Regions from separate parts of the Homo sapiens genome. Here region 2 is linked to region 1. Evidence: read pairs that join two places in POLR2A ChIA-PET (ENCODE). Cell type or tissue: A673. All regions are shown on one strand. Each heading gives the region's core, and the rest is flanking DNA. Links, peaks and the distances in the headings are about the cores only. Region 1 holds the start of EFCC1 (EF-hand and coiled-coil domain containing 1). Region 2 has its middle 28 kb from the start of RAB7A.

Evidence for each region. ChIA-PET counts read pairs that join two places held together with the same protein. Peaks named below come from ENCODE experiments on the same cell type or tissue, not always from the same donor. Only the 100,000 strongest peaks of a DNase experiment are listed, where the experiment ranks them.
Region 2: POLR2A ChIA-PET joins it to region 1 with 10 read pairs; 2 of 35 experiments call an interaction of 5 or more read pairs at or near these places.

The regions. Positions count from the first base shown.
Region 1 is chr3:128,995,309-129,011,066 of GRCh38, reverse strand. It overlaps EFCC1 (EF-hand and coiled-coil domain containing 1), which reads right to left and starts at 9,763. Exons shown (of 8, transcript NM_001377500.1): 1 at 8,743-9,763; 2 at 6,990-7,273. The coding sequence starts at 9,438. It also overlaps a transcript of CFAP92 not described here. In A673, for the core only: no CTCF peak of the experiment used is centred there; a DNase peak (open chromatin) is centred at 8,836; H3K4me3 peaks cover 1,129 bases; H3K27ac peaks cover 1,038 bases; H3K27me3 peaks cover 4,098 bases.
Region 2 is chr3:128,690,764-128,706,521 of GRCh38, reverse strand. No RefSeq gene overlaps it. Among named protein-coding and RNA genes, the nearest start is that of RAB7A, 28 kb to the left of the region's middle. In A673, for the core only: no CTCF peak of the experiment used is centred there; a DNase peak (open chromatin) is centred at 7,661; H3K4me3 peaks cover 390 bases.

The sequences.
Region 1 (15,758 bases), core at 5,218-13,217:
CCCCATCACACTCAATGTTTATGCCAAGACAGAATCCCATAGCCACTTTATAGCCGAGGAAACTGAGACTCACAGAAGTGAAGGGAACAGCTCTAGCTCCTACCACACATGTTGAAGAGCCAGGAATCAAAGCCAGGTTGGGCTGGGCCTTCTGAGCCTAGGCCCCCACCCACCAAGCCCCCTGTGCATCCTGAGGGCCTGGGGCATGCAGTGGGTGCCTGAGTGGGTCTGCCTCTTTGTGAGCCTGAGTATTGTTCCTGGAGGAGGAAAGGCCTCTTTTCTCACCAAGGCCACCCACACACCCACCTCCAAGGACGATGGAATCCGAGGCCTCCCAGCTCCAGATGGTGCCCCATGCCCCCTCTGCTCGCCCCCACTCATCTGCCTCCCTCCCACCCTGGACCCGCTGAGTTTGGCCCACCCAAAGGCTGCCAGGTCAGGCCAGGCAGCAGCAATGGGGCAGAAGAAAGGAGGTAGCCCTCAGATGGCCTCATCTTTGTGTCCCCTCCACGGTGGCCAGCCAATTGCCGTCCCTCCTCCCTCCCTCTCCCACCCCCTTTCCTCCATCCCAGCCTTTTCACCCTCCCCCAACAACAAAGCCAGAGGCCAGGCCGCCAGGCCTCTCCTCCCTGTTCCGGCTGAGCTGAGCTGGCTCTCTGTCTCTTCTGTCTTTTTGGGCACCAGCCCCTGCCCAGTGGTGCTGGCCCTAGGCTGCCTGCCCTGCCCCGGTGTCCTGAAGGCCCCATCAAGGGGACTCAGCTGCTCCTTGGCTTCAGAGCAGGGTAGGGGGCCAGGCCAGGCAACTGGTTGAGATATGGGCGGTTTCAAAAGGACGAGATGTCACAAACCCACCAGAGACCTTCTACTGAGGACTGAAGGGGGACCCCTCAAGGCAGGACAAGGCCACTGGACCACTTAGGGGTCTCCTTGTGCTGAAGTCCCAGGCGTTACGCCCTTTCTTCCAGTTTTGAGGACAGCATCCACTCCCATGCCCGCTGGTCCATTCGTGTGTCCACACACATCTTACTGTGTGCCAAGGCTGGGCTGGGTGCTAGGCCACAGAAGTGCCAAGCCCTTGTGCTCCCTCAGGAGGGCTCCCAGCTACGGACAGAACCTGGGGATAACAATCTTTTTCTGTCCACCCTCCCCAGTGAGCCCTGAATCACCTGGATGGGCACAGGTTGGCGAGGTTACAGAGTCCCCCCGAAACCACTCCCAAAGCACCCAGCATCCAGGAAAAGCTGACCTCCAGACAAGCCTGCTCTGTGTCTAACCAGGTTTCCTCCCGGGGCTTCAGAGTTCACAGTCTTGAGCTGCCACAGGTGGGCTATTCTACCCAGACAAGAAAAGGACTGGGCTGCGAGCTCCAGAGAGGGGCAAAGGGGTGTGTTCCTTGAATGTGTCTGGGGTACAGTGCCCCTTGATTCTCTTGGGAGGATCTCATTTCCAGAGTTCAATGGGCCTTGCTCTCACTCCAGTGGTGGGTATGTGACTAAGGTTTGGCCAGTCAGAGCATCAAATTGTCCTGGCCCCTGTGATGAATTCAGGGATGAACATGTTTCCAAGTTGGCTGAATGAGGCCCAGTTCCAGGACTTCAGTGGGATGGTTCAGATGACAGATGGTCTTTCTACTGGACTGAGCTTTGGGGATATTAGCCTGGCACCCCAAGGGCTACTGGGGGAGAGAATTTGCCAGAGAGTAAAGCAGAACTTCAGTATATCGTGGTAACACTACGTGAGTACCTGAATCCAGCCATGTCTGAAGCTGGACATGCCTACACTTTTCAGTTCTAAGAACTAACTTCCTTTTCACCTAGGTCAGTTTGCATTAGGCTTTCTGGCATTCACCCAGGAGACCTGGATGATAGAAAGGAAGAAAAGAGAGAGAAAACAGAGGAGAGAAGAAAGGTGGAGAGTGGTTGGAACTAAGTTGGGAGAAGTGCCACTGAAACACCTTGGTTGGGCAGGGATTGAATGACATTTTATGAATGGTGATGTCAAATTTTCCACATGAAGCTGTTTGCATTACTGCAACAGATTCCCGCCCCGCCCCCCACCCCGCCAATAATCAGTAATGTCTACTATGCATAAAAATGTGTGTGGGGATGGACTATTTTGTGGGATTTGAAGAATAAGGAGCTGAGTTTCTCATCTCAGACAAGGTCATGTGAGTGGAGACCAGCTGTGGGAAAGCAGGATCAGAGGCTGATGTGGCTGCGAGGGGACCAGGAGCCTCTTAGGAGGACTGTGCACCTCAGCAGGCAGGGGCTGGGCCAGGGAGTACCTGAGTCTTCCCCAGCTCTAGGAGGCCTGAAGATGCCTTTTGACACCTGGGAGGCTTCTATTTCACCTGCAACTCCTACAGCTCTGAAAGCAGCAGGAGCTCCTTTGTGGCCCCTCAGCACATGGCACACCTGTGCCCTAACATGTCTACTGCCATTTCTGTGTCCCAAGGATTGTGGCACGGGGATTGGTCCACAGAACGTGCTTAGAAAATACTGTTGAATGAATTAAATAAATGTCTCCAATTGCTTACATATTTATTGTCCATCCTGTTAGGCTGCTGGTCAAGATGGTGGTTTGGGGTGCTATGAGAAGCCCCTCTTCCATCTACAAATATGTTGAAATGCTGGATAAAATAGAACTATTTAAAAGAATATAGAGCCAAAGTCAAAATCAAGAAGAGGAGACCTCCAACTTGTGTGGAAAGCAGGAGATGGAGCTGAAACGCCCATGGAGGGATTAGGGACAGGAGACCTTGCATAGTGAGTTACAGAAGGAGACTCCCTGCATGAGGCCAGGGGCCAGCAAGGGCTGTCTTATCCATGAACAAAAATGAAAAATATTCCACCTATTGGTCTTGGGGTTTTGTTCCCAGGTATGGGACTCAATCTCTCACTACCTGTGCAGCTAGGAAACTCCACGCTAAGTATCAAAATTAAAAACTGGTCTAGAATCAGGGCCTGGTGGAGGCAGATGGAAAACTGCTCTGAAGGGAACTCTACAGCCAGTTCTATGTGTGACTCTCAAGGATCATGGCCCTGCCAAAGACGGCTCACAGCCCAAAATGACAGTGCCTGCCAAGAATGCCTCATCATGACAAAGACAGCAGGTGTAAAACATCTCAGGAAGCTCAGATATTACAGCAATCCACAAGAGACTTTAAAATTAGTATGGTTGAATGCTACAGAGATAAAGGATTAGACAGAACCTACAACACAAGGACTGATAAGGATGAAAAAGAAAGTACAGGTCTGAAAAAGAACTCAATAGAAGCCCTAACATGAACAATAGAGTCATCAAGATCCCATTTTAGGAAAGTGGCAGCACAGTTTGACTCAAAGTTAGGAAATTCAACGCAGTCTAAATTCAGCTGAGTTTGGGTATGTGACTTTAGTAAAACCACTCCCAACCCCAAGGGTCTATTTCCTTATTTGAAACATCCGACATAATACCAACCTTAGAGGGAAGATGAGAAGATCAGCGTGAGTCAGTATCTGTGAAAGTGCTTTGAACACTGGGAGATGCTGGAAAGGTGTTTGTTGGGTCATTTATTCTAACCAAATGGCTTCAAGCTGTCATTCTCAGGGGGAGTTCAGTCATTGCTCTGTTTTCTCCCCAAAGACACATCTGCAGAGCACCTAGAGACATTCCAGAGTGATGTCACTTAAGAGGGTGTGATGGGGCTCTACTGTTTGGGGCATGGGGCCCTTTCCTCCCGGTAATTCCTCTAGAATGCAGCCCTCTAGGCCAACTGCAGAGGACGGGGCTGATTCAGCTCAATAGTCACGGACATCTGAGCTTCTGGCACTTGAAAAGCAAAAGCAGAGGTGAATTGTAGCCTACAGTCCCTCCCCAGCCAGTAAAATGTCCGGCCGATGTTTCTGGGGTAGGAGAATCCAGAAGGATTTGTGCATACTACCAAACCCAACTTGAGCTTGTGGTTGGGGCCATCAGGCTGGGCTGTGAGTCCTGCCCTTGCCACTAAGTCGCTGTGCCACACTGGACAGCTGCTTCCTCTCTGGTCTTGGTTTTCTTGTCTGTGAAATGCTGACAGTAACACTTTTCTTTTAGACTAGAGGCCCCATGAGCTTACATGAAAAAGTGCCTGGTATGCAGTTGATGCTCAATAAATGCCCATGGCTATTCTGTCTCCTCTCCTTTTCCTTCTTTTCAGAGTGAGAGCTTTGGGGCAGGTCAGTCCACAAACCAGCAAACTTTGACCACAGAAAATGGGCAGAGGAGGTCAGCCCCCCGGGCAAGGTAGGGTTGAAGGCATGTTTCTAGAGGGGCAGAGAAATTAGTGACACAGCCATCTGCCTAATCACCGTGTGCCCTTCACATAGCATCACTCATTCTCTGGTCCTCAATTTCCTCATCACTAGGTGTTTTCTTCAAAGCCTCTGCAATAGCTGCTCCTACTTCTTCCTTACTAACAGAACCCCACTTTTGGCCGGGCACAGTGGCTCACACCTGTAATCCCAGCACTTTGGGAGGCCAAGGCAAGCAGATCACCTGAGGTCAGGTGTTTGAGACCAGACTGGCCAATATGGTGAAACCCCATCTCTACTAAAAATACAAAAATTACCTGGGCATGGTGGCATGCATCTTTAATCCCAGCTATGGGGAGGCTGAGGCAGGAGAATCTTTTGAACCTGGGAGGCAGAGATTGCAGTGAGCCAAGATCGCACCATTGCACTCCAGCCTGGGTGACAGAGCAAGACTGTCTCAAAAAACAAACAAACGAACAAAAAACAGAACTCCAGTTTTGTTTGGGACTGACTAACAGGACTAGCCTCGCAGGTTTCTTCTTATGCCCGATCAGCAGATGCAAGGTCTGGAGGCACAGCAGCCATCGTGTAACTGTGAATCGAAGCACACAGGCAGTGGGGCCAGGCTGATTTGACTTTCCTACTTTCTGGCTGTGTGGCCTTGGGTACATTACTTAACTTCTCAGTGCCTCATTTCTCACAATCTGTAAACTGGGGATAAAACATCTACCTTGTACAACCTTATGGGGACTAAATGGTGCATTGGCTATGAATCCACTTTTTCTATTGTAAAGGGCTATGCCAATGTTTGTAGTCACTTGTAGCATTCTGCTATAGAGGACTAGTTGTGATTTTAGAAATAAACAAAGAAGAGCCCCTTTATTTCTCCTCTTGGATAAAGTTCCAAGGCTGGATGTGGGCCTCAAGCCAACCAGCCCTGCTCTTTAGCCATCAGCTATGCAAACAGGAAGTGGCTCTCCAAACACTGCATGCTGCAGGAGGCTGGCCCAGAGTCTGCCTCTTTGGAGGCCTCCCTCTAGCCCCATGCCTTACCATCTCCCAGCTGTGAGCTTCTCAGATGTCCAGTAGGTTCAAGGCCACCCCTTCTGGCTGCTCCACCCCCAGCCTGGGCTAGACCACCTTCCTCTCAGGATCAGGGATGGCAGGAGCCCCTCACTGGGCTCTGCACTGTCTCCTGCTCTCCCCATCTGCCCATCTCTTTGTCACATTGTAGCCAGGGTAACTTTTTATTGAAATCTGCTTCTGTCACCTCCTTACTTAAAACTTTTCCATGGTTTCATGTTCTTTCTCTTAAGGGAAAAACTGAAATCCTTGCTGCCACCTTCCAGGCCCTAAATGGGCCTCCCTTCAGCTCTACCCCTCCAGCCACTCTGGCCTCCTTTTAGTTTTTGAATGGTCCCTTCTGCCCTAGGGCTTTGCCCGTACTGTTCCAATTTTCTAGAATGGAATGTTCTCTCTTCTCCTCTCTCCATCTGGCCCGGTAACATCCTATCCTCAAGTGTCACTTCTTTGGGGGCAGGCTGATGAGTGTCCCCCACCTCCTGCCTGCTGCCACGCATCTGTTCCTGTGAAGGTCTCACCTGCTCACAGGTGGCTGCTCAGGGCAGGGAATTCAGTCTGTCCTAGTCACGTGGTCACATCCCTGATGCCTGGGATGGCCCCTGGCACACAGAAAGTGCTCAGCAAATGTGTAGTCAGGCCGGCCAGCAGGCAGGGGTGACTTGTGATTTGAAAGGGAGAGAGGCTCTGTCTACCAAGCATCTACCATGTGCCAGGCAGGACCTCATGGCCTCTTCACAGCCACTCCCACAGGCAGGGACCCCAATCTGTGTTCCACCCAAGAGGAAGCAGGGTCTGTGAGGGGTGGTGACTTGCCCACACTCACACGTCTGCCAAAAGCCCTGCCAAGATTTGAACCTGGGTCCCAAGTCCAGCTTCCTGCCCTGGTGGAGCTAGCACAGGCAGTCATTACACACCTGTTTCCTCATCTACAGAGTGGAAACATAGCAGTACCCACCTCACAGGGCAGCTGTGAGGCTTAAATGAGTTAAGCCACATAAAGTACTTAGCTCAAGGCCTGGCAAACAGCGAGTGCTTAGTAACTGTAAGCTATTATCATTATGATCGAATCCAGGAACAAATAAGAATGAGCACATTCAACTGCAATCTATGATAAACAAATAGAGGGTGTTTGTGGATGAACAGGAGGATGGATGGACGGCTGGCTGGCTGGGTGGGTGGGGGGATGGATGGATGATGGATGGGTGGGTGGGTGAGTGGATGGGTGGGTGAGTGAGTGGATGGATGAATAGATGGATGGACGGGTGGGTAGGTGAGTGGATAGGTGGATGGATGAATGGGTGAGTGGATGGATGGGTGAGTGGATGGATGGGTGGGTGGGGGGGGTGAGTGAATGGACAAATGGATGGATGGATGGGTGGGTGTGTGGGGTGGGTGAATGGATGGACAGATGGATGGATAAATGGATGGGTGGGCAGATGGTTGCAGAGCAAGCAATGGAGCAGACTTATAACTTAAGAAATGGAGAACTGACAAAGGAATGAAAGAATACATGAATAAACGCATGGAGAAACTGCGGAACACGAGAGCGCGTGGGAGGGGGATTGCACACCCGAAGTTTGGGAAAATGGGAGCCGAATTGGGGAACTTGGGCCCAGGGCACGCGCCCCCGCTCACCTGTAGCGTTGCAGCTCCGCCTCCAGCCGCCGCACCCAGCGCTGCAAGCCGGGCACCTGTTGCGCCAGCGCCTCCAGCTCTCGCACGCGGTGCAGGCTGCGCAGCACCACCTGCCGGGCCTCCTCCGCGCGCCGCCGCACCTCGGCCTGGCCACGGCGCAGCCGCCCAGCGCGGGCCTCCGCCGCAGCCAGGGCGCCCTGCGCCTGACGCAGCTCCCGCACCGCAGCCTCCGGCCCGCCGTGCCCCATCTCGTGGGTGCTCGCCTGGCTCTTCCAGAGTCCGACCTGCGGGGACAGGGCAGCAGGGGCAGGGGGTAAGTGCCCCAGCCAGATGCACCAGACGAACGCCCGCCACGACGGCGGCCCCATGCCTCTGCACCCAGAAGCGCTTGAGCACGTTTCTTGCGCCGTCTGCTTCCGGGTGCCAGGCCCTTAGGTCCGGTGCGTCCAAGCTCCTTTAACCCTCGCCACATCCCCAGGGAGGCCCAAGCTCTGATTCCTCCTCATCCCCCACCCCCCAACGTTTTTTCACTGAAGGAAACTGAGACACGACGCCTGTATTCTGTTCCCTCTATAGTACCAACCTCGCGACTCTTCTCGGCCTACTGTATTGGCGGCGTTCAGCCTGCCGGGTGGCGGTTCCTCATCTCCTAGACTCCCCCCAGTGGCATTTCCAGCCCTCCCCGTGCCTGCTCACTAGAGGCTTTTGAGGGTGGTTTCTATCTGTCTTTACTGGTGTGTTCCCAGAGCCTAAAACAAACCTGGCACATAGTAGGTGCTCAATAAATACCAAGCATGAGAGATGCCGGAAGACCGTTCAGGCGCATCCCATGGCTCCCAGTACGTTACTTGGGATTCCACATCAGAGGAGTAGTTTCCCGCCTCCACCCTGGCTTCCATGCACACTGACACTGAAAACCACACCTTGCCACTTCCCTGCACTCTGCAGTGTCCTGAGCTAAGGCGGGGTCATATAATGTCAGTTTCTTCCTGGCCTGTTGTCGCCTGGGGTAGGGGCTGTTCCTTTCCTCCTCTGACCCCTGCGGCCCAGCACTGCCCTTGGTGCTCGGCTGGCACAGTGCTTAAGTGTTTGTCGACGGCTCCCAGATGCTAAGGCTGGGTCCCTATCTCACCCCATGGTTTCTTCTCAATAGCCCAGAGCGGGTCTGGTTCCCGCAGGCACTTGGTGGCCCGTGAGTGCCTGATCCACAGTGTGAGCCACATTGTCTGTTTCTCACTTGTCTCTGTTTCTCCCACAGGGAGCCCCATAAGTCTTTGCTGATTGACAGAAGGAGCTGTCAGTCTACCCCAGGAGGCAGGGATATCCCTAAAGGTGAGGACAGGGCCTTCTTCACACTTCTGTCTCCTAAACCTCCCAGAAGCCTGGCAGGAAGGAGAGAGAAAGATGCTTGTTGAAAGGGAATATGTGAGACTACCCAGACAGGTGCAATTCCTAGGTTAAAGGGGCAAGACGCGATGATGTGGCGGTGGAGCAGAAAAGTGGGGTATGGTTGTTTGAGTGTGATTGGGGTTTTCAGGAATGGAATAGGTGGTAAGAATAGGGTTGGGGACTGGAGTGGAATGGGGAGGAACAGGGGCAAGATGCAAGTGTGCTGATGCGGAGTGGGATGGTGTGGGGCTGCCCTCTGTCTCCCCTTCCTCTGACTCTGTCCTGTCGGGCTCCGCAGCCAGCCAGCTTTTAGTTCGAGCCCTCTCCCGGGCGTTACCACCCTCCCTTCGTGGCCGGCGCGCACCTGCAGTGCTAGGCAGCGCGCATCACTGCTCTGCAGCGCGGCGCGCAGGTCCTCCACCAACTCGCGCAAGCTGCTATTCTCCTCCTCCAGCCGCGCAACGCGCTCACAGTCAGGACCGCTGTCGGGGCCAGGCGCGCAGGGCGGGCGGCGGCGGCGGCGCGGACGGCGCAGGCGGATCTGCGTCTCGATGTGCTCGCTGAGAGCGCCGCGGGGCAGCCGGGGCCCCGCACGGGTGCCGAAGTAGCCACAGAGGCGCGCGTGGAACTGGCGGAAGGTGAGCTCCGGCGGCTCGGCGCGCAGCGCCAGGCGCGCCTCTTCATCGGTATCTGAGTCCCCGTCCGTGGCCAACTCAGCGGCCGCATCCCCGGGGGTCACATCTCTGGAGTTCCCGTCACCTGCTGCCTGCCCGGCCGTGGTGGCCCCCTCCGCGCGCAGCCCCAGCACAGCGCAGAGCGCTCGGAAGTCGGCGCGGGGCAGACGGCCGGCGCCGCGGCAGTCCAGGTGGTGGAAGACCTCCTGCAGGTACTGGTCCAGGCCGGTGGCCAGCACCACGATCTCGTTCTCCACGCCGCGGTCCAGCCCGTAGTGGTGCGCCAGGGCGCTCAGCAGCCACTGCGTGCGCCGCGCAGGTCGCCGGTACGGGTCACCTCCCGCGCCCTCCATGCCGGCCTCCGCGCCCGTGCTGACCGGCTCCATCGCTGCGCCGCGCGCCTCGCTCCTCCGGTCCCTCCTCCGGTCCCTTCGCCCCGCCACTTCCAGGGGCGGCCCCAGAGTTTCTCGAAAGGAGGGGCTTAGCGGTCGCGGTCTGGTTGGAGCGGCGCCGGGGACCGTGTCCAGCAGCTGCGCTGGCCTCACAGTGCGTCTGGTTTACCCCAGTTGCTTTGGAGGGGCCTGGGGTAGGGGGTCCAGGAACCCCCGGGACCCCGGCAGCGCCACCAGTGCCCGGTCGGCGTCTGGGTCTGGCTTCTCCGCGTGACTCCCACGCTCTCCTCTCCTCACTCACGGGGCGTTCCTGGCGTCTGCGCTTTTCCTCCCACTCCCGGCCGTCCACTCTCAACTCCCTCCTCCCTCCGCCCCGCCCGCCTGGCGCGGAGAGTTCGCTCCGAGACCTGGGCGAGGGGTTGGCGCGGGATCCGAAGCCCAGGAGGGCCTTGGGGGTGGCGGCCTCGTCCGGTTGCTGGGGATGTGCCCCCACACCCAAGCGTCACTCTTCCCCCTCTTCCCGGAAGGCCTTTCGAGGGTTGCCTGGCAAGCCTGCTCTCGCCGCCCTGTAGCCGTAGGTGCGGAAAAGCCTCCCCTCCGCTTCAATTCAGCTACTGGGTTTCCGAACCCACTTCTTGTGCCACCATAGACCGTGCAAAGAGCCCCAAGTAGTAACTGGGAAAGAGAGGGAAACAGGCTTGGAGAGGCAAGGGGTCTAGGTTAGGGGCACCCCGCTGGTGAGAAGCCCATCTGAGACGAGCCCTGTGCTAACTGCTCTCTCCCGATCCCTGTTGGGGGTGGGGATAGGACTCTCGGGAAAGTGGTGTCTCCCGGCCCTGCCACCTTTGTGCCTGCCGGTGCTGACTTGGCAATGGGATCCGAGTTCCATCTCTTGAGCTGGGGTTAGGTTAACAGGTCGATGATTGGCTGATGTTTTTTTCTGGTGTTTTAGAACACATTTCTGGAAGATGAAGAAAAACCTGCTTCTCTGGTGAGTGCTAGACTGTGTTCCCTTTCTTTTTCACGAGAGGGGTGCAGTGATATTGTGATATTGTCCACCTGTTACCTGCACCGGGAACGGTTATCCAGCCACGGTACCCAGCCATGTTGGAGCAAGAGGCAGACTCTTCAGCTGTTCCTAGCTATGACAGAGACAGAATCTTGCCTTGTGGATAACTCTGTGAGTTTAAATGTAAAATCTTGCCGTTTGAAAAGCGATAGCATTCTGTCTCCTCTGCCACAGTATCCCAGAATCAGCACGTTGTCCATTTGGCAAATTCGTACTTGTTCTTGAAGGCTTTGCCCAGAGTACATATCTGCTGGGAAGGAGTTAGAGGCTTCTCCCCAAGCATTTTGGACATATTCTTTTAGGTTTGTTTTTAATTATAAAAGTAATGGCAATTTGACAAAGTTTTTACATCACGTCCACTTCTTGGCTTCTACCTTCGAAAGCCACTGTGCACAGGATGTTCACTGCATCATTGTTTATTACAGTGAGAAACTGGAGACAACCTGGTGTCCATCAAATCAGCTAGGACTCAGCAAACGAGGATGAGCGGACACAGCAAGCCACAAGCTGATTATGCACAACACTGATGCTTACATAACAAGAACAAAAACACACAAAACAATACTAAGTATTTTCTACTAGGACATGTGTATGTGAGTGCACAGAAGAAGATGGAGGGATTCATAAGTGGATTCAGTGGTTCTTTCTGCAGATGGGAGACACTGCAGTATTTCCCTTTTGTTAAGATGTTCTCATGTGTTTCTTTTTCTTGGCCGGTCGCGGTGGCTCACGCCTGTAATCCCACCACTTTGGGAGGCCGAGGCGGGTGGATTGCCTGAGGTCAAGAGTTCGAGAACAGCCTGGACAACATAGTGAACCACCCCCATCTCTACTAAAAATACCAAAAGTTAGCTGGGCGTGGTGGCAGGCGCCTGTAATCCCAGTTACTTGGGAGGCTGAGGCAGATGAATCGCTTGAACCTGGGAGGCGGAGGTTGCAGTAAGCTGAGATCCTGCCATTGCACTCCAGCCTGGGCGACAGAGCGAGACTCCGTCTCAAAAAAAAAAAAAAAAAAAAAAAAAGAACCTGATTTTATTTCATGTCAGCCCTAAGAGCTGGTAGCCCAGGCAAGAGTGCAACACCCTCCCCACCCCCCATCCCTGCAGCTGGTGAAGGAATCCTTTGAACAGTAGCTTTCCTGGGCCAGTCAATATTGAAAAGAAAGCTTTTAAATGTCTTGCTGGGAGCCGTTGCCGGCCTCCACTCCCCTACAGCTCAGGGAAGTAAGGGTTGATAATGGTTTGCTGTCAGGCCTGTCTGTCTGCCCTGCGGTGTTACCAGGCACCTCTGAAATAATTCTGGTTGCATCCACAAGGTTTTTGTTTAAGGTTCAAAGTGAGCAAACTCAGAGGTCTCCTTGCGTTCTTTTGTATGAGCTGGGGGGATGGGCGTGTGTCTGTGTGGGAGAGAGTCAGGGCTGTGGCAAAGAAATGATTTTCTGAAGTCAGTTCAGTATTGTTTGAGCCATTTCAAATAGTATATTGTTTAAAGTGTCTTTTAAAGGTCCGGGAAAATGCTAAAAAGCAAAAATCATCCACCATTCTGCCACCAAGAGAGGATCACTGTGTATTTCTGATGTATTTATTTCCAGACTTTTCTATGTATTTGGGCATGAAAGAACTTTTTGGAGTGATTGAAATACTCTATCTTCATGGTGTAGTGGTTGCATGACTGTGTACATCTGAATTTTACAGTGTGCAAATCGTAGCTCATTCAACTTGACATGAAAAGCACAGTGGAAAGGGCGCCATTGGGATCTTTCTTTGCACAGGAACTGAGCTTTGTAAACAGCTTGGCTGTGGTTTCTTTGCAGACACTGCTCCAGAGGCTGCTCTGTGCTCCCTGGGGATGAACTATAAGGTGCTTTGTCATCCCCCACAGATGCCCACTGAGGTGGTTTTCAGCTTTTCTCCGCAAAAACCATACTGTGAACAGTTTGTGCCATATCTTGAGTGATTTATTACTGGGCCAAGGAGTATACATATTTTATAAGCTTGTGGTATTATCAGCCTGTTTTTTGGAAACTTGTGTTGTTCTATCCAGAGCCCAGAACTGTCTGGGAATGTCCTTGGGCCATTATTTTCAGTGTCATAAAGCTTTTGGGTTTTTAGGGGTCTTGGTTAGTAGATTTGCTTAGTGTTCAGACACCAAGCTTTACTTCTATTAAAAATAGGCCTGTTGTTAGTCAAAGATTTCTTAGATACGACACCAAATGCATGATCCAAAAAAGAAAAAAATGATGAATCGGACCTTCATCAAAGTTCAAAACATTTGCACTTCAAAAGACACTATTAAGAAAATATGACGAACAAGAGACTAGGAGAAAATATTTGTAAAACATATGCCCAGTAAAGGACTTATATTCCGAATTTACAATGAACTCTTAACAACTCAGTAACAAGAAGACAAACAATCCAATCAAAAAGTGGGTGAAGATACAAACAGACATTTCACCAAAGAAGTTGTATAAATAGCCAACATGTGCATAAAACAATCTCAGTATTCTTGTTAGGGAAATGCACATGAAAACTATGATGAAATACTATATTATACTCATGAGAATAGCTGTAGTGAATAAAACAGGCAATAAATCTTGTCAAGAATTTGGAGAAACAGGAAACTTCATGTTGTTGATGGGAACACAAAATGATGCAGCCCCTGTGGAAGATAGTTTGGCAGTTTCTCAAGAAGTTAATCACAAAATGACCATACGACCCAACTCTTCCACTCCTAGATATCGACCCAAGAGAGATGAAAACACATCCACACAAAGACTTGTGTGGGAATGTTCATAGCAACGTTGTTCATAAATGTCTAAATGCCCAAGCCAAATGCCCATTAACTGATGAATGGATAGGCAAACTGTGGTCTGTCCATACAATAGAATATTATTCAGTCATGAAAAGGAATGAAATACTGACACATGCCTCAACATAAATAAACCTTGGAAACATAACGGTAGGTGAAAGAAACCAGTCACAAAGCCAGAACACAGTGTCTGACTCAATTTATAGGAAATGTCTAGAAAAGGCCAATTTTTAGAAACAAAGTAGATATGGTTGCCTAGGACTGGGAGTTGGAACAGAGATTAATTATAAATGTGCATGAAGTCTTATTAGGGGGATGAAAATGTTCTAAAATGAATTTATGATGATGATTACAGCACTAGGTAAAGTTACTGAAAATCATTGAATTCTACGCTTGAAATGGATGGATTTTATTAAATAAAAAATACTTCAATAAAGCTGTTAAAAATGGGGAAGGGGCAAGAAGAAGGTGTATGTAGCTGATTCCCAATATGCTTCCAGCTGCCAGAGTCTTGGGATAGCTTCAGGAAGGCCTCTACATAGCCTGTGGGAGCTTGGGAACCCTCCACCCGGCAGAGTAAGGATGAAGGGATGGATTGTTCAGTGACCTTGAACACCTCCTGCCCCTGGATGCTTGTCCCTCTGCTTACCAGATGTACAGTCCATGTCTTCATCCCCTTGAAGTGGGGCCAGCCTCATGACTTGCTTTGGTTAATGGCATGTAGCAGAGTGACATGGTGCTGGTTCCACGCCTAGGTCCCAAGAGGCCTTGCAACTTCTTCTTTGCCCTCTGGGATCCCTGCTCTGAGAATGCCATCTGAGGAAGCCAGGCCGGGCTATGAGGAGATGAGGCACCACATAGAAGGAAGCTGGTGTACCACTGGGGGCGGGGGAACCCATGGAGGGGAACCAGCGGGCCCACGAAGAGCCAGCAGCAACTGCCAGACATGCAAGTGAGGACTTCTGGCAGCTTCCAGCCATGTTGGTCCTCCAGCTGAGCACAGCATAGGGAGTGAGCCCAGGCGAGGCCAGCAGAGAACTACTCAGCTGATGCATGGAGTGGTGAGAAATAACAAGTGTTTGTTTGACACCATTAAGTTTGGGGATGGTTTTTACTCAGTAACAGATAACTGAAACAGAAGCCCCCCTTCCTTTGCTTCTGATCTGCCAGCCCTGAAGCCATCTTCACTGAGGTAGGGTTGTAGACCCACCACTGTCTCATACCTGAGTAGTGGGTAGCACACCTTTGCCCTCACTTCATCCTGTGATGCCCTAGGTCTTGACCCAGACACCATCTCTCTCAGGGCAGTGGTTCCATATTCTGGTTGTGCAATACAATCTTGGTGGTAATTTAAAAATATGGCTCCCGTTCCTATTATTTATTGCACAACAAATCACCCCAAAACTTAGTGGTTTAAGAGAGCAACAATTTGCTTATAAATCTACAATTTCTCATGATGGAGACAGCTTGTTTCTGTTCCTCAATGTCAGCCAGGGTGGCTCAAAGACTGAGGGCTGGGATCATTTGAAGTCTTGCACTCTCATATGTCTGGGGGTTGAGGCTGCAATTGGCTGGGAACCGTCAGTCACAACAGTTTCATGTGGCCATTTCACATGGCTGCTTGGGCTTCCTCACAACATGCTAGCTGGATTCCTAGCATGAATACTATACCTCAAAAGAACAGGGCAGAGGTAGATGGAATTTATATGACCTGGCCTCAGAAATCACATAGTGTCATTTCCTCTGCACTCTTTTGACTGAGCCAGTCACAGAGGTCTGCCCAGTTTCCAGAGAAGGAGACTAGACCCCCCAACTGGGTGGGAGGAATGTGAACCTCACAATGCCTGCCGGAAGATTATGTGGGAGGGGATCTTTTGAGGTGGCTGTCTTTGGAAAATACAATCTGCCACTGGTTTCTAAGCTCCACCCCTGGAGAGTCACTTCCACAGGTCTTTAATGAAGCCTCAGAATTGTATTTTTGACATGTAGGTGTTTCCAGTGCACATCCAGGATGGCACATTGGCCCTTGGTCCAAGACCTCTGGCCTCTCACTATTGAGCTTGGGAAGAGATTGGCTTCTGTCCTAGGTGGTGATGTGATCTAGGAACCTTTGGAGGGAAACCAGCCTCAGGCCAGTGGGTAGGACCTGGGGAGCAGGAGGCCTGATGTCTGTCCAAGAGTGGTGGTAGTGTTGAACTGCCCTTGTTAAAGGGCCCTTTTGGGGGCTGGTGTATCTGAGTAGCTTTGTATTCTTCCAGCCCTTCATGTGTCTCCTGAGCACTTCCTGGCATACAGACAGCAGTCTCCAGGCTGCTGCAGGTGGGGTGTGGGCAAGGTGGTTGCCGTTCTCGTGCTAAGAGTTTGAACCCACTCCTCACAGGGCCCACTGCCATTTGGTGTCTTCCCTAACAGCTGTACTTGAGGCTGTTTTTCAGAC
Region 2 (15,758 bases), core at 4,655-12,654, 300 kb after region 1:
GTCATTAGTTCTTTAACCTCTTCCATGTTGACTTACTCTTAGGTTATTTCCAGTGATTCACAGTGATGGACATCTCTACATAATGAGCTTCCTGAGTCTTGTTGAACCTCCTTTATTATTTTTAGAGATAGGGTATCACCATCTCACCCAGGCTGGAGTAGAGTGGTGAGATCATAGCTCACTGGATCTTTGAACACCTGGCCTCAGGGGCTCCTCCCGCCTCAGGCTCCCAGGTAGATGGAATTACAGGTATACATGCCACCATGCCCAGCTAATTTTTTTTCTTTTTGAGAGGGAGTCTTGCTCTGTCACCCAGGCTGGAATGCAATGGCGTGATCTTGGCTCACTGCAACTTCTGGCTCCCAGGCTCAGGCGATTCTCCTGCCTCAGCCGCCTGAGTAGCTGGGATTACAGACATGTGCCACCACGCCTGGCTAATTTTTGTGTTTTTAGTAGAGATGGGGTTTTACCATGTTGGCCAGGCTGGTCTTGAACTCCTTACCTCAGGTGATCCACCCACCTTGGCCTCCCAAAGTGCTGGGATTACAGACGTGAGCCACCGCACCCAGCCTAATTTTTTTTTTTTTTTAGAGATGGGGGTCTCACTATGTTGCCTAGGCTGGTCTTGAACTCCTGGGCTCACACAATGCTCCTGCCTTGACCTCCCAAAGTGCTAGGAGTACAGGCATAAGCCACCACGCCTGGCTGGAGCTCCTTTAAAGCTGGGAACAGGCCACTTTGCCAAAAGAGCAGTTGAGACAGTGTGAAAAATACATATGACCTCCTAAGTCATTAATTACTTTATATAGTGAGAGTCTGTTTATGACTGAGTCTAGCACCTGCTTTAGGAATCCAAGAAAAACATGGGCCTGAATCTCACAATCACAAAAAACATCCTACATTTAGAAATTTAATGCTTATCATATCACTCCATAGTCCTGAACCAGGATCAATCACAGTATATATTCAGATGCTGTAAAAGAGAATCAAAATACATGTGCAGGTGGACAGTCACTGGCACCTGTAATTCCAGCTACTTGGAGGCTGAGGCAGAAGGATCGCCTGAGCCCAGGAGTTGTTTGGTCTTTTGTTTTTTGTTTGTTTGTTCGATTTTTAAACAAGATCTCACTCTGTCACCCAGGCTGGGGTGCAGTGGCACAATTGCGGTTCACTGCAGGCTTGACCTCCTGGGCTCAAGCGATCCTCCTGCCTCAGCCTCCTGAGTAGCTGGGACTATGTATGAGCCGCAGCACCTGCATCATCATTTTTGTGTTAAAAGCATTAAGTTGGCAAACTTAAACCTTTAGACTGTTCTAGAAACTTTAATACTTTAATACCCTATTTCAATCTCCTTTTTTTGTTTTTTAATAATAAGCCAGGAGCTAAAAGGAATTGGCTCAGACTTTCCTCACCTGTGATAGCAAAGAGATGATCTCTGCCCTCTTAGTCAAGTGTGGGAGACACACATGTAAATATATCATTTAAAAAGGTACACACAAAAAGCTACAGAGGGCCAGAATATGACTTCTTCTCCAGAAGGTAAGAAAAAGCTTGTAAGAAGAGGCAATTCATTCATTTGGTGGAAAAAGCAACAAAGAACATTCTAGATAAAGGGAATGGCTTTGGCTGGGTGTGGTGGCTCACGCGTGTAATCCCAGCATTTTGGGAGGCAGAGATGGGAGGATCGAGTGAGGTCAGGAGTTCAAGACCAGCCTGGCCAACCTGGCAAAACCCCATCTCTACTAAAAATACAAAAATTAGCCAGCCGCAATGGTGTGCGCCTATAATCCCAGCTACTCAGGACACTGAGGCAGGAGAATTGCTTGAACCTGGGAAGCAGAGGTTGCAGTAAGTGGAGATTGCGCCACTGAACTCCAGCTTGGGTGACAGAGCAAGACTCTGCCTCAAAAAAAAAAAAAAAAAGGGAACAGCTTGAGCAAAGGCACTGCGTGGTGGAGGTACCCCAGTGTCTTAATCTGTTTTGTGCTGCTATAACAAAATACCTGAGATTGGGTAACTTATAAGGAACAGAAATTTCTTTTTTCTTTTTCTTTTTTTTTTTGAGACGGAGTCTGGCTCTGTCGCCCAGGCTGGAGTGCAGTGGCGAGATCTCGGCTCACTGCAAGCTCCACCTCCCGGATTCCTGCCACTCTCCTGCCTCCACCTCCCGAGTAGCTGGGACTACAGGTGCCTGCCACCACGCCCGGATAATTTTTTTGTATTTTTAGTAGAGACGGGGTTTCACCGTGTTAGCCAGGATGGTCTGGATCTCCTGACCTCGTGATCCACCCGCCTTGGCCTCCCAAAGTGCTGGGATTACAGGCGTGAGCCACTGCGCCCGGCCCAGAAATTTATTTCTTAAAGATCTGGAAGCTGAGAAGTCCAAGCTTAAGGCTCCAGCAGATCCAGTTGTCTGCTCTCTGCCTCCAAGGTGGTGCCTTGTTGCAGTGTCCTCTGGAGGGAAGGAACACCGTGGCCTCACATGGAGGAAGGCAGAAGGGCAAGAGAGCTGGAGGCTGCTGCAACAAGCCTGTTTTATAAAGGCCTTAATCCCATCCATGAAGGAGGAGCCCCTATGATCTAATCATCTCCTTAAGCTCCCTCCTCTTACTATCACTTCAGTAGCTATTAAGTTTCAACACTTGAATTATGGACGGGACACGTTCAAACCATAGTACCTGACAATTCACCTGAACACAGAGTACATGTGGGTTGGATGAGTGGCTAGAGACCAAGCTGAAGAGGTAGGCTGGGCCCCAGTGTTGGAGAGCAAGATTTTTTTTTTTTTGAGACAGAATTTCACTCTTGTTGTCCAGGCTGGAGTGCAATGGCGCAATCTCGGCTCACTACAACTGCTGCCTCCCGGGTTCAAGCAATTCTCCTACCTCAGCCTCCTGAGTAGCTGGGAATATAGGAGCCCACCACCACACCTGGCTAATTTTTTGTATTTTTAGTAGAGAGGAGGTTTCTCCATGTTGATCAGGCTGGTCTCGAACTCCTGACGACAGGTGATCCGCCCGCCTCAGCCTCCCAAAGTGCTGGGATTACAGGCGTGAGCCACCTCGCCTGGCTGAGGAAGACGTTTTATTTGTTAAACGGTGGTGGGTATGTTAAATTGATTTTTATCATCTATGTCAACCTTTTAGTGTGACTTCTTAAGCTGCAGAGATTAGAGAGCTTAAAAAAAATAATTCACATTTCCCAGACTTTCTTGCAGTTAGAATTCTGGATAAGAGTTAGGTTTACTCCTTAAATGCACTGGTGCATAACATAACAGCTAGGAGATGGGGGCCATTGTTTTGCCGCCCAAGTCCTCACTGCTGGCCAGCACAGCCAGGGAGACACTAGGTTTCAGCATAGGCGAATAGGCCAGTTCTGTTTTGTTCTGGGTGCATTCTTTTTTTTTTTTTTTAATTTGAGACGGAGTTTCACTCTTGGTGCCCAGGCTGGAGTGCAACGGCGCAATCTCGGCTCACTGCAATCTCTGCCTCCTGAGTTCAAGCGATTCTCCTGCCTCAGCCTCCTGAGTCGCTGAGATTACAGGCATGTGCCACCATGCCCAGCTAATTTTATATTTTTAGTAGAGACAGGGTTTCTCCATGTTGGTCAGGCTGGTCTCGAACTCCCGACCTTGGCTGATTCGCCCGCCTCGGCCTCCCAAAGTGCTGGGATTACAGATGTAAGCCACCACGCCCAGCCAAGTTCTGGGCACAATCTTGGAGGTCCACCAGAGCCCCTTTCTTTAGGTCCTCTAAGATTTTGTAAGCATCTAATCACCTGTATTAAATGCCTTTCTGATGAAAATGGCTAGAATGGCATGTCTTCTGTAACTGAGCCCTGATTAATGCAGAAGGTACGTGGTTTGACTGCCCAGCTGAATTCCAGCTAAAACATGGCTCGAATTCAGGCTCTGGCTCACATTTTGGAGAGCCTGTTACGTCCACAAGGCAATGTGGACACCCCCACCAGAAAACTCTTCTGGCCTGGTCTGCTGCAGGTGAAGGCTAGATCATTCCTGAGGGCAAGTTAGGGCAAATATAAAAGCCTTCTCTGTAGGGATCTTGCTTCTGTGACACCATTGGTCCTCTCTTCCACACTTAAAGGTGAGGATTGTACAATCCTGTTCATGACCAGGGTCAACTGTCTGCAACAGTATACCAAACGAGTTAAAACACCTGTCATCACTGAGATTTTGAACCTATTTCCCTATAAACAAAGCTGGAGACTGGAGGAGAGGAAGGGTAGTGGTAGAGGATTCAGAAACAAAGAGGAGGAAGTGAATATAGATGAACATTTTTTTTTATTTTAGCAATCGTCTATTTAAGTAGAGTAGGAAACAATAACCTGTAAAATAAACCCAATTTTCAAGCAGCTTTGCTTCGGACATGCCCATGTTTAAAAAGCAAAGCAGTTAGGGGAAATCTTAGATAAACAATAGCATAATAGAACTGGCATGACGGTATAGCACAGATTTGTGCAGTTATCATTCCAATTTCTGACATTTGGAAAGCCCGCTGCAGGATTACATTAGTCGTCATAACAACCGTAGGCGCTGCTTATTTTGCCTCCACTTTAGAATGGAAACTGTGGGTTAAAGGTTGAAATGACCTGTCAGGATCACGTAACAAGGTTGGGATTTGATCCTGGCCAATGTCTTCTTCACTGCCCTCCTACCCCCCACCTCCTTTGTCTTATATATAGACCCTGGAGCTACCAGGAACAATATCTTTGGAGAAGTGAAAACTCTTCCAGGCCACTTCCTGATGGCTGTGGTCATTTGCCAGATCCCAGTTCCCCTCTGGTGGGCCTGGTCTGTTGCAGAGAGCACTCAGGAAATCTGCCAGGCCCTCCGCCTGAGTCTCCAACCTGGCTGCTTCCTCAATGGTGCAGGTTGGAGGAAAGCAGCTGCATTCAGGTTCCAGGGCAGAGAGGAGAGATGGGCTGGCTGGGTCTCTGCTGCTTTTCCTTGTGCAGTCTCTGGCCTGCAGTCTGCATTCCAGGAAGACAGTACAGAAAGAGCAGCAGTGATGGTGCAGGGGGATGGGGATGCTGCCTGATGACAGGCCGAGTTCTTTCTCAAAAGCCATTGGCCCCAGGACTCAGGCCAATGTTGTATGAAGCAGCATACGAGAGGTGGGTAAGGTCCAAGCCAGCCTTCCTGAGGAGCTAGATGCCACTGGTGTGCCTGATAAGCCAGAGATTTCCATACTTTCCCAGGGTGTGGAATGGGGTACTTCAGAGGCCAGCTAGTTGGGGAGAAGGTCTTCTGGGGGTGGCTGCAGCCCCCTGCTCTTGCTCCCGCCAAAACAACTTCCCTTTTATCTGTTTTAGATACTAAAACCTTTTTGAGAACCATTGCCCTAGCATCTTTTAGGCCCTAAGTTTGAAGAAATGCTCCCCAAGGCCTCATTCAGCCACTGGCTCTGAAGATATCCAGGGCAGAAATGGATGGGCTGGAAGAGAGCAATGGTAAGTATGACAGAGGGATCTGGGAACTAGGTGAGTGAGAGGAGAGTGGATCCCAGAAGCAAACTTTTTACCAAACCCTCTTCCGAGGTGCATCCTTTTCATTCCCCTACTTAGTTAAAAAGCAACAACAGGCCAGGCATGGTGGCTCACACCTGTAATCCCAGCACTTTGGGAGGCTGAGGCGGGCGGATCACGAGGTCAGGAGATCGAGACCATCCTGGGTAACACGGTGAAACCCCGTCTCTACTAAAAATACAAAAAAATTAGCCGGCCGTGTTGGCGGGCGCCTGTAGTCCCAGCTATTCAGGAGGCTGAGGCCGAAGAATGGTGTGAACCCGGGAGGCAGAGCTTGCAGTGAGCTGAGGTTGCACCACTGCACTCCAGCCTGGGCAACAGAGTGAGACTCCGTCTCAAAACAACAACAACAACAACGACAAAACCACCACCACCACCACCAACAAAAAACACAACAACAAAGCATGTTGGAGGCCAGGCTTGGTGGCTCACGCCTGTAATTCTAGCACTTTGGGAAGCTGAGGTAGGTGGATCAGCTGAGGTCAGGAGTTCAAGATCACTCTGGCCAACACGGTGAAACCCCATCTCTACTATAAATACAAAAATCAGCAGGGCCTGGTGGCATGTGCCTGTAGTCCCAGCTACTTGAGAGGTTGAGGCAGGAGAATTGCTTGAACCTGGGAGGCAGAGGTTGCAGTGAGCCGAGATCACACCACTGCACTCCAGCCTGGGCGACAGAGTGAGACTCGGTCTCAAAAAAACAAACAAACAAAAAACACGTTGGTCTCAAAATATGTGTGTACAATTGTGAATTGTAAAATAATAATTTGGCTGGGCGTGGTGGCTCACGCTTGTAATCCCAGCACTTTGGGAGGCCAAGATGGGTGGATCACCTGAGGTCAGGAGTTCAAGACCAGCCTGACCAACATGGTAAAACCCTATCTCTACTACAAATACAAAAATTAGCTGGGCGTGGTGGCGAGCACCTGTAGTCCCAGCTACTTGGGAGGCTGAGACAGGAGAATCACTTGAATCCAGGAGTGGGAGGTTGCAATGAGCTGAGACCGTGTCACCGCACTCCAGCCTGTGTGACAGAGCGAGACTCTGTCTCAAAAAACCAGTAAAATAAAATAAAATAATAACTTTACAGTGGAAAAATCTGGTAGACCCCACCTTAACCAAATGATCACATTTAACATTCGTAATATTGTGCTAAACTACAATCATGAAGCCTGCACGAGTGTCACGTGTTTGTAGTCCCAGCTCCTTGGGAGGCGGAGCCAGGAAGTGTGCTTGAGCCCAGGGGTTCGAGGCAGTAGTGTACGATAGCCACTGCACCCCAGCCTGGGTAGTACAGTGAGACCCTGTCTGGGATACTGAATGTTCTCAACACCAAGCTGTAATCCCAGCTACTCGGAAGGCTGAGGCAGCAGAATCATTTGAACCCGGGAGGCAGAGGTTGCAGTGAGCCATTGCACTCCAGCCTGGGCAACAAGAGCGAAACTCTGTCTCAAAATAATTAATAATAATAATAATAATAAATAAAATATAAATTAAAAATCAAGATTAGAAAAGACAAAGGCTGATAAACTCTTCTGGATTAAGAGACTAAAGAGGTGTGACAACAAAATGCAATGCACCTTAATGGATCTTGGATGGACTAGGCAGGGAAAAGCCACAAAGGATATTGTTGGGACAATTGAACAAACTGAACATGGACTGTGAATTATGTAACGGTATTGTATCTTTTTATTTTATTTTATTTTATTTTTTTGAGACAGAGTCTCACTCTGTCGCCCAGGCTGGAGTGCAGTGGCGTGATCTCGGCTCACTGCAACCTCCGCCTCCCGGGTTCAAGCGATTCTCCTGCCTCAGCCTCCGGAGCAGCTGGGATTACAGACGCGCGCCACCACGCCCGGCTAATTTTTGTATTTTTAGTAGAGACGGGGTTTCTAACAGAATGGCTTTGTTCTTAGGAAATAAACCTTGAAGGTAGGGGTTAAGCAAAAAGATGTCTTTAACCTATCCTCAAGTGGTTCCGGGAGAAAGGGGAAGGTAAAGAAAAAACCTGAGGCGTGTGAGCTGCCCGGGGCTGGAGAGGGGAGGGCGCCGGGAGAAGCTTCTGCAGGCACCCTTAGGCGGCTGGAGCAGCCTCCACCCCGCAGCCTGCGGCCAGCCCTCCCCAAGCGACGCTGGGTCCCCAGCGGGACGGGAATGGCAGCTCAGGCTCCGGGCTGCTGTTGTCGGGGGAAAAACGGCTCGGCGCTGTGGCCGCTCCCAGGGGCCAGGCTGGGCCCTGGTGAGGCAGGCGGGTGGTTGTGGAGGGCAGAGGCTGGGAGCCCGACCCCTGAGGAAAAAGAGACAGCTGGCCTGGGTTGGGGGCGGGGGGTGGTGGGTGGGGTGCCGCGCTGAGGTCCTGGGGGAGGAGGGGGCCAGAACCCCGGGTCAGAAGGAGGCGGCCGGAGATCAGGACCGTGGGTTCTGCGGAAGGAGGAAAGCCGCCAGCCTAGGGTTCCCCTCCGCATTTCTCCCCGCCAAACATCCCGCTCCGCAGGGGGAGGGTCCCAGGCAGGTGGCAGTGGCTGAGCGGGTGAGGAGCCCAGCGGGGCCCGCGTGAGGCACGCAGTTCTAGGTGCCCCGGGAGGCCTGTGGGAGACCCAGGCGGGAAGGCTGCGGTAGCGGGCGGCTGAGCCGTCCCGAATGGAAGTCGCTCACGCAGGAGTGCAGGGGCCAGGGTGGTGGCGTCTGCGTACAGCCTTCTGGGCCCTGGGAAGCCTGTTTGTCACCGAGGCGGGAGCGGGGAAGGGCGTTCTTCCAGCAATTTTTAAAAATGTGATTCGCGGCCGGGCGTGGTGGCTCACGCCTGTAATCCCAGAACTTTGGGAGGCCGAGGCAGGCGGATCACGAGGTCGAGAGTTCGAGACCAACCTGGCCAATATGGCGAAACTCCGTCTCTACTAAAAATATAAAATTAGCTGGGCGTGGTGGCACGAGCCTGTAGTCCCAGCTACCCGGGAGGCTGAGGCAGAAGAATCGTTTGAACCCGGGAGGCGGAGGTTGCAGTGAGCCGAGATCGCGCACTCCAGCCTGGGCGACGAAGCAAGACTCTGTCTCAAAAAAAAAAAAAAAAAAAAAAAAAAAAAGGCCGGGCGCGGTGGTTTACGCCTGTAATCCCAGTACTTTGGAAGGCCGAGGCGGGCAGATCACGGGGTAAGGAGATCGAGACCATCCTGGCCAACATGGTGAAACCCCGTCTCTACTAAAAATACAAAAATTAGCCAGGCATGGTGGCGCGCCGCCTGTAGTCCCAGCTACTCCGGAGGCTGAGGCAGGAGAATTTCTTGAACCCGTGAGACGGAGGTTGCAGTGAGCCGAGATTGGGCCATTGGACTCCAGCCTGGCGACAGAGCGAGACTCTGTCTCAAAAAGAAGAAGAAGAAAAAAAGCGATTTGCTTCAGAATAAATGAGGACAATGAGGACACAGGAAGTCCTGTGTTCTCACAGGCAGTGAAGAAACAAGATTGGCCACTAGTTTATGTTATAGAAGCTGGTGATGTGTTCTTGGAGATTCAGTATTCTATTGTGGTTACTTTTCGTATTTTTTAAATTTTTTATTTTATTTTTTAATTTTATGTAGAGATGGAGTCTCACTTTGTTGCCCAGACTGGTATCTTTAAATTTTTTTTTTTTTTTTTAGACAGAGTCTCGCTCTGTTGCCCAGGCTGGAGTGCAATGGCACGATCTCCACTCACTGCAACCTCCGCCTCCTGGGTTCAAGCGATTCTCCTGCCTCAGACTCCCAAGCAGTTGGGACTCCAGGAGCGTGCCACCACGCCACGCCCGGCTAATTTTTTGTATTTTTAGCAGAGACGGGGTTCCACCACATTAGTCAGGATGGTCTCGATCCCCTGATCTTGTGATCCGCCCGCCTTGGCCTCCCAAAGTGCTGGGATTACAGGCGTGAGCCACCACACCTGGCTAAAATTTTAATTTTTAAAAACGTTTTTTAAAGTTTCTTTTTTATTTTTTGAGACAGGATATCGCTCTTTACCCCAGGCTGGAGTGCAGTGGCCTGATCAGGGTTCACTGCAGCTTCACCCTCCTGGGCTCAAGGGATCCCTCCACCTCAGACCCCATGTAGCTGGGACCACAGGCATGTTCGACCATGCCCAACTAATTTTTTTTTATTTTGTAGAGATGGGGACTCCCTGTGTTGCCTAAGCTAGTCTCGAACTGGGCTCAAGCAATCCTCCTGCCTCGGCCTCCCAAAGTGCTGGAATTACAGGTGTGAGCCACTGCACCTGGCCTGTTTTGTGGGTTTTTTTTTTTTTTTTGAGATGGAATCTTGCTCTGTCACCCAGGCTGGAGTGCAATGGCATGATCCTGACTCACTGCAACCTTTGCCTCCCAGATTCAAGCAATTCTCCTGCCTCAGCCTCCCGAGTAGCTAGGATTAGAGGCACCCACCATCATGCCTGGCTAATGTTTTTATTTTTGTAGAGACAGGGTTTCACCATGTTGGACAGACTGGTCTTGAACTCCTGACCTCAAGTGATCCACCTGCCTTGGCCTCCCAAAGTGCTGGGATTACAGGCGTGAGCCACCGCACCTGGCCTGTTTTGTGATTTTTTGGTAACAGTCATCCCAATTGGTGTGAAGTGATACCTCATTGTGGAATTTTGGTTTGCATTTCCCTAATGATTAGTGATGTTGAATATCTTCTTATGAGCTTTTGGCTATTTGTATTTCTTTTTTGAAGAAATATCTATTCAAGTACTTTGCCTGTTCTTTAAAAAAGATCTAAAAATTGTAGTAAAATACACATAACAAAATTTATAATTTTAACTTTTGTGTGTTTGTGTGTGGTTTTCTTTTCTTTTTTTTCTTTTGTTTTTTTGAGATGGAGTTTTGCTCTTGTTGCCCAAGCTGGAGTGCAATGGCGCGATCTCGGCTCACTGCAACCTCTGCCTCCCGGGTTCAAGCAATTCTCCTGCCTCAGCCTCCCGAGTAGCTGGAATTACAGGATCGCGCCACCACGCCTGGCTAATTTTTTGTTTTTTTAGTAGAAATGGGGTTTCACCATGTTAGCCAGGCTGCTCTCAAACTCCTGACCTCAGGTGATCCACCCGCCTCGGCCTCCCAGAGTGCTGGGATTACAGGCGTGAGCCACCATGCCTGGCTTTTTTTTTTTTTTTTTTTTTTTTTTTTTTTTTTTTTTAAGAGACAGGGTCTTGCTGTGTTGCCCAGGCGGGTCTTGCTGTGTTGCCCAGGCTGGTCTTGAACTCCTGGGCTCAAACAATCTTCCTGCTTCAGCCTCCTGAGTACCTGGAACTAGAGGCATGTGCCACTACACCTGGCTTAACAGTTTTTTTTTTCTTTTGAGACAGAGGCTCGCTTTATTACCCAGGCTGGAGTGCATTGGCGTGATCTCAGCTCACTGCTACTCCCGCCTCCTGGGTTCAAGTGATTCTCCTGCCTCAGCTTCCTGGGTAGGTGGGATTACAGGTGTTTGCCACCACGCCCAGCTAATTTTTGTATTTTTAGTAGAGATGAGGTTTCACCATGTTGGCCACGCTGGTCTCAAACTCCTGACCTCAGGTGATCTGCCTGCTTTGGCCTCCCAAAGTGCTGGGATTACAGATGTGAGCCACTGTGCCCAGCCAACAATGTTTAAGTGTATTGTTTAATGGCATTGTAAGATAATAATAAATATTGGCCTGATGCCGTGGCTTACACCTGTAATCCTAGCACTTTGGGAGGCTGAGGCAGTCAGATCACCTGTGGTTAGGAGTTCAAGACCAGCCTGGCCAACACGGCGAAACCCCATCTCTACTAAAAATACAAAAATTAGGCAGGCATGATGGCTCACGCCTGTAATCCCAGCACTTTGGGAGGCCGAGGCAGGCAGATCACCTGAGGCTAGGAGTTCAGGACCAGCCTGGCCAACATGGTGAAACCCCATCTCTACTAAAAATACAAAATTAGCCAGGGGTGGTGGCACATGCCCATAATCCCAGCTACTCGGGAGGGTGAGGCAGGAGAATTGCTTGAAGCCAGAAGGTAGAGGTTGCAGTGAGCCGATCTGTGACACTGCCCTCCAGCATGGGCCACAAGAGTGAAACTCTGTCTCAAAAAAAAAAAAAAAAAAAATTACACAGGCTTGGTGGTGGGCGCCCGTAATCCCAGCTACTTGGGAGGCTGAGGCAGGGAGAATTGCTTGAACCCAGGAAGCAGAGGTTGCAGTGAGCCGAGATCTCACCAATGCACTCCAGCCTGGGCGACAGAGAGAGACGGTCTCAAAAAATAAAAAAGGGCCAGCTGGGTGCAGTGGCTCATGCCTGTAATCCCAGCACTTTGGGAGGCTGAGGTGGGCGGATCATGAAGTCAGGAGATCGAGACCATCCTGGCTAACACGGTGAAACCCCCTCTCTACTAAAAAATAGAAAAAATTAGCCTGGCTCGGTGGCGTGTGCCCATAGTCTCACCTACTCGGGAGGCTGAGGCAGGAGAATGGCGTGAACCTAGGAGGCGGAGCTTGCAGTGAGCTGAGATTGTGCCACTGCACTCCAGCCTGAGCAACAGAGCAAGACTCCGTCTCAAAAAAAAATAAATAAATAAAATAAAATAAAATAAAAAAGGGCCGGGCACAGTGGCTCATGCCTGTAGTCCCAGTACTTTGGGAGGCCGAGGCAGGCAGATCACGAGGTCAGGAGTTGGAGACCAGCCTGGCCAACATGGTGTAACCCCATCTCTACTAAAAATACAAAAATTAGCGAGGCGTGGTGGCAGGCACCTGTAATCCCAGCAACTTGGGATGCTGAGGCAGGAGAATAGCTTGAACCTGGGAGGCAGAGGTTGCAGTGAGCCGAGACCTCGCTATTGCACTCCACACTGGGCGACAGAGCGAGACTCCATCTCCAAAAACAAAAAAATAAATAATATATATATACACACACATATATATACATACATATATACACACGTATATATGTATATACACATTGGTCTCTGCCCCAGTTGCTGGCACAGAGCCCCTAATACTCATGTAATTTTCTAAGCAGTAGGGGTGCTAAGACAATCTTTTGTTCTAACATTTGGTCTTTGACCCTGGTTCCTGACACAGAGTTCCTAAATCTGTTGGAATTTCCTGGGTGACAGGAGCGGAGCTCTTTTGTTCTAATGAGGGAACTCTTGGCAGATCCCTGATATCCTCAGGATTGGAGCTGGTTGACAAGGGAACCAACCTGTGATTAGATGGTTGGAACTTTCAGCAGCCCCCTGACTTTGGGGAGGAGAGAGAAGCTGAAGGCTGAGTTGATCACCAAAGGCCAATGATTTAGTCAGTTGTGTAGGTCATGAAGCCTCCCTAAAAACCCAAAAGGACAGGGTTCAGAAGAGCTTCCCAACAGCTGAGCACAGGCAGATTCCTGGAGAGGGGCATGCCTAGAGAAGGCATAGAAACTCTGTGCATCTTCCCCACACCTCTTCCTGGGCATCTCGTCCATCTGGCTGTTCATCTGTTTTTTTGTTTGTTTGTTTGCTTGCTTGTGACAGAGTCTCACTCTGTTGCCCAGGCTGCAGTGCAGTGGCACAATTTTGCCTCACCACAACCCCTACCTCCCAGGTTCAAGCGATTCTCATGCCTCAGCCTCCTGAGTAGCTGGGACTACAGGCACATGCCACCATGCCCAGCTAATTTTTATGTTTTTAGTAGAGACGGGGTTTTGCCATGTTGGCCAGGCTGATCTCCAACTCCTGACCTCAGGTGATCTGCCTGCCTCGCTCAGCCTCCCAAAGTGCTGGGATTACAGTGTTCATCTGTATTCTTTGTAATATCCTTTATAAGAAACCAGTATACATCAGTAAGTGGTTCCCTGAGTCTTGTGAGCCACACTAGCCAATTAAATAAATCCTGGGAGCCCCAGTTTATAGCCAATTGGTCAGAAGCACAGACCACGACCCGTGCTTGCAGCATCTGAAGTGGGGGGCAGCCTTGTGGGACTAGAGCCCTCAACCTGTGGGATCTGACACTATCTCCAGGTAGATGGTGTCAGAACTGAACTGGAGGACACCCAGCTGATGTCTACTGGGGAATCCGCAGAATCGATGTTTGGTGTGTGGGGAAATAACCCCCGCATATCTGCTGTTGGCAGTGTTGAGTGACTGGGTAAGAGTAGGAAAAATCACTTAGGTTTGTTCCTCTATCTCACACAGATATTAAGTATGTTCAGATTGCTGTGCAACCCTTGCTTATTTTGAAAATGGGTTTTCTGTTGTTGAGTTTTAGGAGTTCTGCATGCATTCTGGATATTAATCTCTTATCAGATATATGATTCACAAATATTTTCTCCTATTCTGTGTGTTGTGTCAAAAACACAATTTCAACACATTGAGTTTTAAAGATTTGGCTAGATGTGGTATCTCATGCTTGTAATCTCCTTACTTTGGGAGGCCGGGGTGGGGGGATCACCAGAGCCTAGGAGTTTAAGGTTACAGTGAGCTAGGATTGCACTACTGCACTGTAGCCTGGGTGACAGAGCAAGACACTGTCTGTAAAAAAAATAAAGATCTAATTAGCTTTTATTGGTGATTCATGAACTGAGCAACATCCAGCCTACAAAATAGACAGGAGCTCTACCAGGCATGGCAGAGCAGTAGGTTTTTCTAAGGCAGGCAGCTTGACCAGGAACAAGGAAACAGCATAGTGGAAAAAGTGGATTGGTTGGCTGGGCGCGGTGGCTCATGCCTGTAATCCCAGCACTTTGGGAGGCCAAGGAGGGCAGATCACGAGGTCAGGAGATCGAGACCATCCTGGCTAACATGGTGAAACCCCGTCTCTACTAAAAATACAAAAAAAATGAGCCGGGCTTGGTGGCGGGCGCCTGTAGTCCCAGCTACTTGGGAGGCTGAGGCAGGAGAATGGCGTGAACCCGGAAGGCGGAGGTTGCAGTGAGCCGAGATTGCGCCACTGCACTCCAGCCTGGGCTACAGAGCGAGACTCCATCTCAAAAAAAAAAAAAAAGTGGATTGGTTAACATTAGGTTCCTTCGGGTTACTTTCCTTGCATGGCTTAAAGCAGAGGGGACTTCCTTATCAAGCAGCTTAGGTTGAATGGGCCCCTTTTGATTGGTTGCTGTGAATCTATTTTTTTGTAAAACTGACCTATTGGGGATTTGACTGTTGCCTCTCTCCTGATTTCTCAGAAGGTCAGATTTTTTTTTTTTTTTTTAGACAAGAGTTTTGCTCTGTTGCGCAGGCTGGAGTCCAGTGGCACGATCTCAGCTCACGGCAACGTTTGCCTCCTGGGTTCATGCAATTCTCCTGCCTCAGCCTCCCAAGTAGCTGGGATTACAGACATGCACTACCACACCCAGCTAATTTTTGTATTTTTAGTAGAGATGGGGTTTCACCATGTTGGTCAGGCTGGTCTCGAACTCCTGACCTCAAGTGATCCACCCGCCTCGGCCTCCCAAAGTGCTGGGATTACAGGCGTGAGCCACCACGCCCAGCCCTAAGGTCAGATCTTATAAGCAAACAGCTTAGGTTTCAGTTTGGTGACATGGAACCTTAGCATGAGTGACTCCATTTTGGGTCAGCCTGTAGGGGCCTAGTGTAGGAGGAGCTCAGTACAAATCAATGGCCTCCATTTGGCCAGGCACTGTGGCTCACACCTGTAATTCTAGCACTTTCAGGGGCCGAGGTGGGAGGATCCCTTGAGCTCAGGAGTTCAACAATAGCCTGGGCAGTATGATGAAACCTCTTCTCTACAAAAAAATAGTAGTCCCAATTACCGGGGAGGATGAAGTGGTAAGATCGCTTGAGCCCAGGAGGTCAAGACTGCAGTAAGTCATGATGGCATCGCTACACGCCAGCCTGGGCAACAGAGTGAGACCGTGTCTCATAAAACAAACAAACAAAAAAACCAAATCAATGGCCTCCCATAAATATACCAGAACCCTTTGTTTTTCTTTGATGCTGTTCAGGCTCAGAAAATGATACCCCAAAGTATGCTGCTTTAGCATGCTGAGTGCTTTGAACTAAAGGAGACTGAAAGGTTCCAGAAGCAAAGTCTCTCTCTGACCTTCTCCTGCCCTCCTATCTCCCATCCCTCTTTCTCCACTGAAGTGAGAATCAGAACCCTTCTTCCCAAGGCAGGTTGTAGTAACTAGAATCCCACTCCCCCAGAGCTAGCCACAAAACCTAGAAAAGTTACTCTGTCTAGGCTGGGCACGGTGGCTCATTCCTGTAATCCCAGCACTTTGGGAGGCCGAGA